Regions from separate parts of the Homo sapiens genome. Here region 1 is linked to region 2. A link is a contact called in ENCODE Hi-C or POLR2A ChIA-PET data. All regions are on one chromosome and are shown on one strand. Each heading gives the region's core, a stretch centred on a gene start or an enhancer-like site at or near the end of the contact. The rest is flanking DNA. Distances are from core to core; before and after follow the strand shown. Region 1 has its middle 79 kb from the start of MOK. Region 2 overlaps WDR20 (WD repeat domain 20).

Region 1 (5,827 bases), core at 1-2,500, 45 kb before region 2:
TTTATTTTAGCTTTTGTGGGCACACGAGGGGAATTGATTTTGTTGGGAAGACTTTGGTGTGGCTTAATTTTTTTTTTTTTTTTTTTTTGAGACGGAGTTTCGTTCATTGCCCAGGTTGGAGTGCAATGGCGCAATCTTGGCTCACTGCAACCTCCACCTCCCGGGTTCAAGGGATTCTCCCGCCTCAGCCTCTAAGTAGCTGGGATTACGTGCATGCACCACCACGCCCGGCTGATTTTTTTGTATTTTTAGTAGAGACGGGGTTTCTCCATGTTGGTCAGGCTGGTCTCAAAACTCCCGACTTCAGGTGATCCTCCCGCCTCGGCCTCCCAAAGTGCTGGGATTACAGGCATGAGCCACCGCGCCTGGCCTGGTGTGGCTTAATTTTCATTTGAAGAACCATTCAGAAAGGAACACACACAGGCGTGTCCTCGGAGCCCTGTGTGCTCCTCAGTGACCAGCCTGGCGAGGTGGTGCGGGGCACAGGGCAGGCCTGAAGGGTCTCTTCTGAGCATAGGCTTCAAGGTGACCACGTTGTCATTTTAGCTCCTGGTGCTCAGCTGTCTCTGGGGAGTATGGAGCCCTGCCCCTGGCCTGTCAGTGGGTGCTTTGAGCTGTTTGCTGAGTGCCAACAATAAGTTGGGCACCTTGTGTCCTAGAAAGAGAAACCTGTTTCCCCATGGGGATGGGAATGGGAACATTGCAAAGAAACCGTGGCACTGGCCGGGCTGCTGGGCACAAGAAAAGTCCTAGTAAGTCCTCTTGTTTATCTGGGAAAGTAACTTAGTAATTGGGTCTTCTTTCTTTTTTGTCATCTTCCCAAACTTAAAGAGATATTTTTGAAAAAGGCTAAATTTCCCAGGCTAGTAGTGTTTAAGCCTCCTTGCTCCCCTGTTGAGACAAATCTGTGACACCCTTCCTTCACGTGCTCTCCAGTGGTCCTGGCCCCAGCCCCAGGCCACCTGACACGACAGCGGGGCCGCAGGAGATGGACCGCGGGCCACGCGGAGGGAGGGCAGGCTGGAGGAGGAGGCAAGGGCGGGGAGCGTGGGGCAGCGAGTCCGTGGGCACAGGTGCCCACTCTGCACCACATGGGGGCAAAGGAACCCAAGAAGAAGGGCAGATTCCAGTCCGGAAGTGAGGCTTGCCGTAATGTTCAGACCGGAAGTGAGGCTTGCCGTAATTTTCAGACCGGAAGGGAGGCTTGCCATAATGTTCCAGAGCAGGGTGCAGTGCAGGCCTTTCCCCGGGCTCCTTTTAAACCCATTTGAGACCCTGGTGCAGCCTTGAGGGCTGCCCTTGCTGTAGGGGAGGTGTCTGAGCAGGGGGGTGGTGCCGTTCTGCCTCTACAGAGGGCCTGGGAGTCCCAGGGGAGTCGGACGTCAAGGCCGTGGGCAGAGCCCAGCAGCAGGGAGGGCTGGGGGACAGAAGGCTGGGGAGATGGCTGTAGGGGGGGCGGCGCGCAGGTCACAAGAGAGGGACCTGTGGGTAGGGGAGTGGTGGCTAGGAGGGCCATGCCCTGTCCCCCGGCCTGGCTTCAGGGTCAGGCATGTTAACGGATTGAGTGTGTACTTGGGAAACGTGTTACTCTCTTTATGTCTATAAAATATGAAGGGAAAGTCTTTACAGTTCTTCTGCAGGCTTTTTTGAGAAAGCAAATGTGGTCTGCAGATGCCGGTGCCCAGGACACCAGCTGCCCTGTCCTGACTGTCACACTCCTCGTGGTGGGGGCAGCGGGGCTGGGGGCCCTCTGGAGGCAAGAAACAGTCCCTAAAGCAAGAGGAGGACCATCCCAAGGTCCACCACTTGAGGCCCTCCTGGTTTAGTTAGACTCGGGCGTAAACGCTCTGAAGCAGTGTCGAGCCCGGCACGCCAGGGCCCAGGGCAGCTGGGCCTCCAGGCTGGAGGTGAGCAGGGGACCAGAGCCCAGCTCCACAGGCCCCCTCCATGGAGGAGCGGCGGGGTTTGTGGCGCACAGCAGGGTTCCCACATCAGCTTCCCAAGTCCAAGGGTGGAGATTCCGAGGGTGATGATTTCCTACAGATTTGGAGAAAAGGGAAATCCTGCCAGCCACCCTTGGACTTCCCGCCCTGCACTTGGCCCTTGCACCTGCCTGCTCTTGGCAGGAGGCGTCAGGGTCCCCAGGCCGCTTCAGCTGCGTGTGGTTCCCTGTGTCCGTCTGGGCCCTGTGATGGGGGCCAGGGCTGAGGGCAGAGGGGCCAGGCTGGCTCAGCCCATAGGAGGCCACCTTGCCCTGCTGCCGGGGCCCCGGCGGGGCCTCTGCCACCCCAAACTGGAAAGCTCGTGAACCCTGGCTGGCCGGATTATTTCCATTCTTCTGTGCAATGCAATTGAAGCGCTTGAATTATCCCCACAGAACCCAGAACGGAAGCGAGGATGAGGCCTCAGCCGTCCTCCTCCCCATTCAAACACGTTCATCCCTCAACCCTCTGCTGAGCACCTGCATGCTGCCCGGCCGCAGTGTCACCCTTCTTGTGTGAGCCTACCCTCATCCACCCACCTCACCCTCCTGACCTTAAAGAAGACACCGGGCAGAAGCACAGGGGAGCCCAGTCACACCCCACACTGGCGGGGGCAGGCCTTGCAGGGAGAAGCAGTAAGCAGCCATCTCCATCAGCCATTTCCATCTGGCACTCAGACGTGCACGTCTTCGTGTGACAGGCGGCAGCAGTGCGACCGTGACCTCCCATCTGCTCTGCTGTCCCCACACCTGCGGTGCAGCCAGCCTGCCACAAGGCAGCTAGAGTCCAGCTAGACCCACCCCTGGCACGGCCGACCTCTTCCTGGCTTCTTCTGGGCCTAATCCCCGTGCATTCTCCAACGCCAGAAGTGTAAGAAAGTGCAAGGCAACAAGTGAGAAGAGCAAACCCAAATCGTACCAGGGAAGCTAGTCTTTCCAGGGCACCTGAGTGAGGGCATGACCAGCCTTGACGCTGCCTCGCTACCATCTGCCCAGGGCCTGCTGAATGCTTGAGTCCATGGTGACAGTGGTGGGAACAGTTACGAGGCAGTTAGATTTTGGAAGTCATGTTGGCCCACTTGGCTACAGAGCAGTCTTAGGAACAGCACCATAAAAATAAAGACTTATTCCTGACACACATGCATCTAGAGTAAACTGGGGCGTATCTGACAGCGTTAGTACAGTGATGGCCAAATGCAAACTGCATTCCAGAACCAGCGAAGGGTGACAGACTGGGCTGAGGCAGAGCTAGGACTAACCATCTCGAGTGATGCCATCTCGGGGCCAACAAAAGTTTTGGACACGGCTGGATCATCTGACCAAACTGCTCAAATCTTTACACAATTATTGTCCTGGTATTAAACTTTCACCTGCCACTTCCAACAAACAGGAGACAGAATAAGGAGATGACCAGGAAGATGGCTGGATTAAGAATTCTAGACTTGGCCGGGTGCGGTGGCTCACACCTGTAATCCTAGCATCTTGGGAGGCTGAGGCAGGAGGATCGCTTGAGCCCAGGAGTTTGAGACCAGCCTAGGCAACATAAGGAGACCCCATCTCTACAAAATATCAAAAAATTACCCAGGTATGGTGGCACACACGTGTGATTCCAGCTACTCGGGAGGCTGAGATGGGAGGATCACTTGAACCCAGGAGGTTGGGGCTACAATGAGCTATGATCGCACCACTTCATTCCAGCCTGGATGACAGGTAAGACTCTGTCTTAAACAGAAAATAATTCTAGATTTATTTTCAAAAGTAGTTCCTTCTGCCTTCCAAATACACCCGCAGTTCACTGTAGCTGTTTTGGGCCCTCCTGGGTTTGGCTTCCTGTATAACTGACAGCACCTAGCAATCAACACTTTAAGATGACAGAAATACCAAAGTACCTAAAACATGCTAATATCTTATTTTAATACAGAGGTCACTCTGCATGTGTCTAATTCATCCATTCTGATTCTTTCATTTAGAACAGCAAGTCTTAGTGTCTTTTATTATTTCTCTTTCTAGAAGACTCACTCCATAGTTCATGGCCCCGTGATCCAGAGTCCCTGCTGGCGCCTTCGAGTGGGGCAGGCTGAGAACTCAAGCTGTAACTAATGTCTCCTCCGAAGAAAACTAAACCGAGGGCTGAGCTGATGTGAAGTTTTCCGTGGCTGCATTCATACAAATGGTGAAAATGTAGCATACCTCCCCTCAAAAGCCTGAAAGTAAAGACATGCCCCCAATTTAATGTGATGAATTAGAGAAATAGGTTTCAGACACTTCATGGTTTAAAGTCTCACAAAATAAAGCTTTCGAAGGATCCAGTTGTATATGATTTTTTAAAAAAATAAATAAACATTCTTCTGCTTGGTAGCTGCACATTCTGTTGGGATTCCAGTAACTCGCTGAGCAGGTGTGGGATGCCCTAAACTCAGATGCTCACGAGCTGGTTTCAACCAAGTAAGAAAAATCTCAGGTAAGGCCGGGCGCAGTGGCTCACGCCTGTAATCCCAGCACTTTGGGAGGCCAAGGCAGGCGGATCACGAGGTCAGGAGATCGAGACCATCCTGGCTAACATGGTGAAACCCCATCTCTACTAAAAATACAAAAATTAGCCGGGCGTGGTGGCGGGCGCCTGTAGTCCCAGCTACTCGGGAGGCTGAGGCGGGAGAATGGCGTGAACCCGGGAGGCGGAGCTTGCAGTGAGCCGAGATTGCGCCACTGCACTCCAGCCTGGACAACAGAGGGAGACTCCATCTCAAAAAAAAAAAAAAAAAAAAAATCTCAGGTAAACAGTGTGATTAGCTAGTTCATGTCCCATGTTCATACTCACTGTAGAAACTGTGTTATGTGTGGTCACAGGCTTTCAATGACGAAAGGAGGACTCGGAGTTGTATGGAAACGTGATCCTGAAGCCCTGTGCAGACGTGCAGCTGCCCACAGTGGCCACAGACAGCTGAGGCTGTGAGGCGACCACAGAGCCCACGCCCTCCTGAGCCATATTCTTGAACAGCCCATCTCAAGTGTGACTGGTGAGGGGGCTTCAAGTAACATGGGGTGAAAAAGACAAAACAATTCCATACCAACCAGTTCAACCCAAATGTACAGGACAAACTAAGCCAATTTAACAGAAGATAAACAAGCGGTATATTCAAGATAGTTTTAATATTAACTTTTGTGAATTAGAAATATCACTCTTAAATGATGAAAATTACTAGTGAAGTAACTATTTTCCCCAATTGCAGAATTACAATATTTATACATATAATACAGAGTTGATTGCATTGGAAACAACAGTTTATTTTACGTAAAATAAACGTCAACGGGTAAAAAGGGCATCTTCACGCCGCACCTCAGAGGGCCATGAGTCCTTACACCCATCTGCAAAGTAACTTTCCACCAGCATTCAACTATTTTTAAGTGCAAACAATTTTTTAAAATCTGTGATTGCAGCGTCTGTCTTCCTGAATTACATTACGTCAGAAAGTAACAGTTTTCTCTATGAGTGCATTCAAGGTTGTCTTCTGACCACCTAAGGTATAGAAAAATCAGTGCAAAAACAGTGAAGCACTATAACAGCTGAATTTCAGGGGATTTCTTGTCCAAGAAACATTTTATTTTACACTATGTATATATGTATATATTATATATATATGAAATTTAATTACATTGAATTTTAGAGTAAAAAGCAAGAAAACTCCATTTCTTATTTTTTACTGCAGCCCCAAAAGACCGGTTTAAAATGGAAACAACTTCTTTGGGTGAGCAGCGGGAGCACGGCGCCGCAGAGTGAGCCGGTCACCGTCCACACGGCTATCGCCGACGTCCACCGCCTGAGGTCCGCCGGCTGGCACGGCTCAG
Region 2 (5,625 bases), core at 2,134-4,633:
AGTGGCGCAATCTCGATAATTCTTTTGCTGACCAAAATGCTAAGAATAAATGCCTTCTTGGGTGTCCATCCATGAAAGCAAACAGTCTCCATCAGTAAATATTAGTACATCACTTTACAGTTTACAAAGCACCTCCATGGATCAGTTTTTTGAAACCTCGCTACAAACCTGCGCAGTAAGTACAACTGCCACTCCCATTTTGTAAACAAGAAAATAGAATCAGCCGCCCAGAGGAACCCAGTGGTAGAGTCTGGCCATCGAAATTCCAGCCCGTGTGCCTTCTGCTGCACCGCCGTCTACTGCTGGGGTGATGCAACAGACATGTGAGGTGGCACCTAGTTCTACGATTCTATCACCATGTAACTCCATGTTCCTAGGCTTCTTGAAGTGGGACTCAAATATTCCAGCCTTTCTCAGTGTGGCCCAGATTCCAGATCTACCTCTTCTTTTCAATCATTTGCCTCACAGAATTATTTTATTAAAATGGAATAATATAAGTCCCAGCAGAATCCCTGGCACTTAAAAGGCACTCGGGAAACATTAGTTTCCTTCTGAATACATAAGGACTTGCTACTTATCATATGGGCTTTGAAAATTCTCATCATTCATTAATACCTTCAAAGAAACAGACATAAGGAAAAACAGAGATGTTTCTTTCTGCCCTAAATTTCCTGCAGAAGGACAGCAGCAGTGGAAGCCCACTTTCAGCAGGTTTTCCTTCCAGTATAATCTTCCAAAACAAAACAGTAGCTTCTCTTTCTTAGTTTCCATTCCTCCTTCATTCTCAAACATACTAGTACAGCCCACACTTGCTTGGCATTCCAAACCCATCCCCTTCACTAAAGACCAACCGTTGGTGCATTGTCTCTAGCGCGCTTCTGATGGGCTCTGACCTGGAATGAGCCCCGGCCAACCACGTTCAAGGGGCTGCGTTTAGCCGCAGCAAGGCTTTGAGAGGCGGCACAGAGAATTAGACAGAGGGGAGGCAGGCAAGACAATAAGTCAAACGTCAGCAAATAGCAAGATGTAAGACGTGTGGAACATCACCTTCATGTCATCCCAAAATGAGAAGAGACACACAGTCACAAAGTGCGTAACATGCGTTAAGTAAAAATTTCACAGTGACAATCTCTGGAATTGCTTGCTGCTCATCAGATGGCTTCTCCCAGGGGCCAGCAAAAGCCCCTCCTTTGGAGCTCTGCATCGGGTGGGGAGAGGGTGGCCACCAGGGGAAAGCAGGAACAAGCAGAGGGCGGACATTCTGTGGCAGCATCTTCCCTGGCCTAGCACCCTCAGTCAAGCATCTGCTGAAATAACAAGCTTCTGTTGTTCTCACATGTCACTTTTTCCTAAGGCAGCCTGTCATTTAGAAACTGCTAGCTATTACAATCTACTTCTCTTCCTTCAGAGTAGCTTCTTAAAGATGAACTTAAAAAACAGCTACACTGCAACATCTTTACCAGCTCTTCATTCTCTGATGCTGTACTCCACGGAAGGTTAGATCTCCTATCGCAAGGCAAGTCACCACAAATGGCTGTTGTGAGGCTTCCTTAGGCTAATGAAATACTGATTTCTTCATTAAAGAAAAGCTATGAATAAACATCAAGATAAATTCAATTTGCACACATACTAACACCAGATCTCATCACATTAAAATGCTGACATATTCAAATGACCTATTTTTATTGAACCCTTCTGTTAAATATGTATAGGAATACGTATTCCCATTCTAAAGGGAATACCAGTATCTCACACTGACGAAAAGGCAAGATGCATTCATTTCTGCAAAAGATGATTTCAAATTCTTAGAAAAAAATGTTTTTTAAAGATAGAATTCTATGCCTTTCTGAAAGTGTTGAGACAACACTGGTAAATTACAGAGCATTGTAGAGCAGAGAGTAATTCCTGTGTGCTGCCTAACTACTACACTGTTGTTGTTCTAACCTTTGGGCCATCCATGGGCTCATTATATTCAGCAGAGCACATAAATGATTTTAAATTTCCAATTCAAGTTGCTGAGTAACATAAGCAACAATCGGTAGAAGAGTTCCCATCCTAAGTGAAAACGGCCCTAAGTCCCCAGTTGTGCAGAGGGCCTACAAACTTCCATTTCCTCATCCTACAGAGAAACTGAGGCCCAGGAAGAGGTGGTGATCTGCCCAAGGTTCATAATGCTTACAACTTCACCTTTAACCATATCTAGCTGTTTCTCCCTTTTCAATCACCCAGCGTCAGCTAGAACAAGCTACTGAATCTGTAATGTCTAAAATTTCAATAAACAACACGTGTAGCAGTAATTGTATATCATATGACAGCATTTTGGACATAGTACACTGCTGTGTTTCAAACAGGAAGCAAAAGAGCTAGAGTGAGAGAACATTAAACATATCTTAAACATTAATGGAGATCAGCTACTAAAACAAGTGGCCAAAATGCTTGACTTGGCTTCTGTAATTCAAATAATCTCTGATCCAACCAGGCGTGAGCTGAAGAATACAGCCTCAAATCAATTTGGGTAACAGAGAGCTGATCTTCCAAATACTAGTGTGAGGAAAAGCTTTGATCTCGCCTTCATCGGAAGTTCAACAGCATTAGTTCATCACTGCAACTACTCACTTGGCACTTGTGCTGTTAGTCATTTGTCATATATGTCGAATATCCTCAAATAACCTAAAAAAAATGTTCATGGCACAACTTTCTTTTTTTTTCTCTCTCTCTGAGACGGAGAGCTCTGTTGCCCAGGCTGGAGTGCAGTAGCGCAATCTCGGCTCCCTGCAACCTCCACCTCCTGGGTTCATGTGATTACCCTGCCTCAGCCTCCCAAGTAGCTGAGATTACAGGTATGTACCACCTGTATATTACAGGTATGCACCACCTGTATATATATGTATTTTATGGAATAAAAAAAGTCTAATTCTGTTTGGGCCATATATTTATTTACATGTACATATTTGCAAAGAAAACAGTTTGAAAAGATATTCACCAAAATATTAAAAGTGTCTACCATTAAAAGAGGGGGTAATATTTAGATAATATTTTTTGCCTTTTTGTCAATAATCATATATTATATATAATTTTTTAATAGAAAAAAATAACCAAAAAAACTACTAAAACTATTTCAAAATTATTCTAGTAGTTTAAAAGCATGTCATTGCTTGGTATTAGGGTCACAGAAAAATCTGTGACTTGATGAACAGTAAAATTCACAATAAAAGGAAGCTTACTGTAACACTGAGCAAATGCATGAATGGGAATGATATATCATCAACAGATGATAATATATTCCAAACAGGCCAAATCATAAAGTTTCACACCAATTAAGACCACAGGAGTCTATTACTCATCTTTCTGTGGCATCAGTGACATCACTCAATGAGAGGAGAGAGGCCAGGAAAATTATTTAAAGAAGCCAACCATTCAGGCAACAGATGAGGAAGCCATGGCTAGTTCTTTTGTTTTACTCTTCAAATGGCATTCAGTGTTAGAACAGTTCACTGTGTGCTCTTAATTTGCTACAGTGGCAAATAAAGATAGCTTTCCCCAGAGTCCTCTTTGGGAAATCCAATCTGTTCCAAGTTTAGCTCCCTATTTTTTCTCTAATATATATTTATAATATGAATCCATATCTTTTTCATAAGAACTGAACTGAGAATTTATCACCAATTTTACAGTCTTCTAAAGATTCTAGGAAAACTGAATCCTACACTACCCTTAATCCAGAAGAAACAGCTAAAAGGGTTACACAGTGAAATTTGTTTTCAAGTATTCAGTAATATTTTTAGCATTTAGAAGTTAAAATCTTGAAACCTGAAATAAAAATATTACACTGAAAGGGAAAGGAGGTGTATTTGTAGTCTCAATAAGGGACAGTGCTGTATTTAAAATGTAGGTTAGCAGGCCAACCCACTTAGAACTGAATAGGAAGCTCCACACTGAAGGCTAAAATCAACCATAATCCAAAACTTAACGCTTGTCAACAATTCCACATATGCTATGGCTATGCTCTATGCTAAGCTTACCACTCATGATCTCGTATAATGCACTGCAGTCTCATATGACGTAATATATAGAATTAAAATTTTGCAACTACTAGCTTAAAAGTTAAATATAAAGCTATTCCCAAAGAAGTAGACTACAGAAGCAACTCATTTCCCAGTGTGAATAATTCTGTAATATATTTATAATATGGAAAAATCTTATGTAATCTAAGTCTTACATCAGGGGATCAGATAATAGATAAAGCTGGAGTGGCACTTTAAAAAGTCACCTCAGGTGAATGGTCATTAAAAAAAAAAAGTCACACTTGTTCTCAAGATGCTGCAACTCAGACCAAAGAAGTTAACTGCCTAAAATCATACAACCAATTAACACAGCAGCTCAACTCGGAGCTCTGATCTCATTCACTGTAAGTACACCATGCCCAGGAAACTAGGAAGAGCACTAAGGTAATCTAACCCAAAGCCCTCATTTCTCAGTCTCCTTCTCCTCTCACCTGTGGTCTTCTTGCTTCTACATCAGACAGTAACTACCAGACAGAACCTGAAATTATTCTATTATTTATAACACAGTGCCATGAACTACAGAAGACTTACCCAAACTCATTAAATTTAGGATAAACCAAATGACACTCATCTGGTTAAAGTTCATAAGTTATGTTCTGAATGCTGCCAGCCTTCTTCAGGAGACAGCAACTGTACTGGAAGACATGAGTTGCTTGCCTCTTGATAATTCAAAGCTTTCAAGCTGAATGTGTCCTGATGAACTAATGACAAAGACCACATCCACAGCTCTTTCCAAAGCTTTTGGCCACCTTCAGGAAAATCATCCCTTTGCCATGCAGCCAAATACTCACCAAAAAAACTCTAGTCAGCAAGGATGTATGCAAAATTCTGTATGCAAATACAAGGATGGCGGAAACAGGCAGCAATTTTAAACTAGGGTACAAAGATATGGAAAGCTAAGAAATGCAGGCCAGCCCCTCACATGGTTACGACAAAGGGTAAAGCTCCAAATAGCAGCAGGTCTCATAGACAGCAGCTGTGACTACAAACCAAAAGAGAATCTCTAAAGTGACACAGCAAGATCTGATCTCTCCTCCGTGTAGAGTACTACAACTAGATTTGTCTTTAAATATGAAGAGACCCAAAATAACACAACGTCCCCACTTTTCTTGTTGCCCACAGCAAGCCTGAGTACTTGCCCTGCTCTCACAAAATTCTTACAGAATTCTTCACCCCAAGCAGTAATCCCAGCTACTCCGGAGGCTAAGTCAGGAGAATCCCTTGAACCCAGGAGTTGCAATAAATAGTATGCTATTTTAAAAGTGTAAAGTGATATGTTATATAGAGAAAGCTCTGGTTGAAAACGTGCAAGACACTCTAAAGAGTGGTTAAGAGCAGAGACTCTGGAGCCAAGATGCCTTCAGGTTCTGTCTTGTGAGCTTGAACAAGCTATTTGCTTTTATATACCACCACTTCCACAAAATGGGAAAATGGGGTTAATACAACAGTGACCCTGCTACAGGCAGCGTTCGAGGATTAAAGGAGTTAAAATATGTAAAGTGATCAGAATCATACCTGGAACAAAGTAAGTGCTATGTAAGTACTGGCTGTTATTATTATTATT

Evidence for each region. Hi-C counts contacts between places; a loop is a spot of excess contacts on that map. ChIA-PET counts read pairs that join two places held with the same protein, here RNA polymerase II (POLR2A). Pooled maps may share reads with other maps.
Region 1: a loop to region 2 is called in a pooled map, with 2.5 times the contacts of the local background. The contact joins two enhancer-like sites. A Hi-C loop is called at or near these places in 1 of 168 maps with a recorded cell type or tissue (DLD1) and 6 of 50 pooled maps. POLR2A ChIA-PET finds 5 or more read pairs at or near these places in 6 of 52 experiments (GM12878, H1, OCI-LY7 and 3 more).

What each region holds. Positions count from the first base shown.
Region 1 is chr14:102,222,959-102,228,785 of GRCh38, reverse strand. It overlaps a transcript of WDR20 not described here and a transcript of MOK not described here. Among named protein-coding and RNA genes, the nearest start is that of MOK, 79 kb to the left of the region's middle. Within about 2 kb of position 1,250, at least 2 of the 41 ENCODE cell types and tissues checked have a DNase peak (open chromatin) inside an H3K27ac peak, as active enhancers do.
Region 2 is chr14:102,180,154-102,185,778 of GRCh38, reverse strand. The region is part of intron 1 of WDR20 (WD repeat domain 20); the gene reads right to left. Among named protein-coding and RNA genes, the nearest start is that of WDR20, 43 kb to the right of the region's middle. RefSeq lists enhancers at 436-935, 936-1,437. Within about 2 kb of position 3,383, at least 2 of the 41 ENCODE cell types and tissues checked have a DNase peak (open chromatin) inside an H3K27ac peak, as active enhancers do.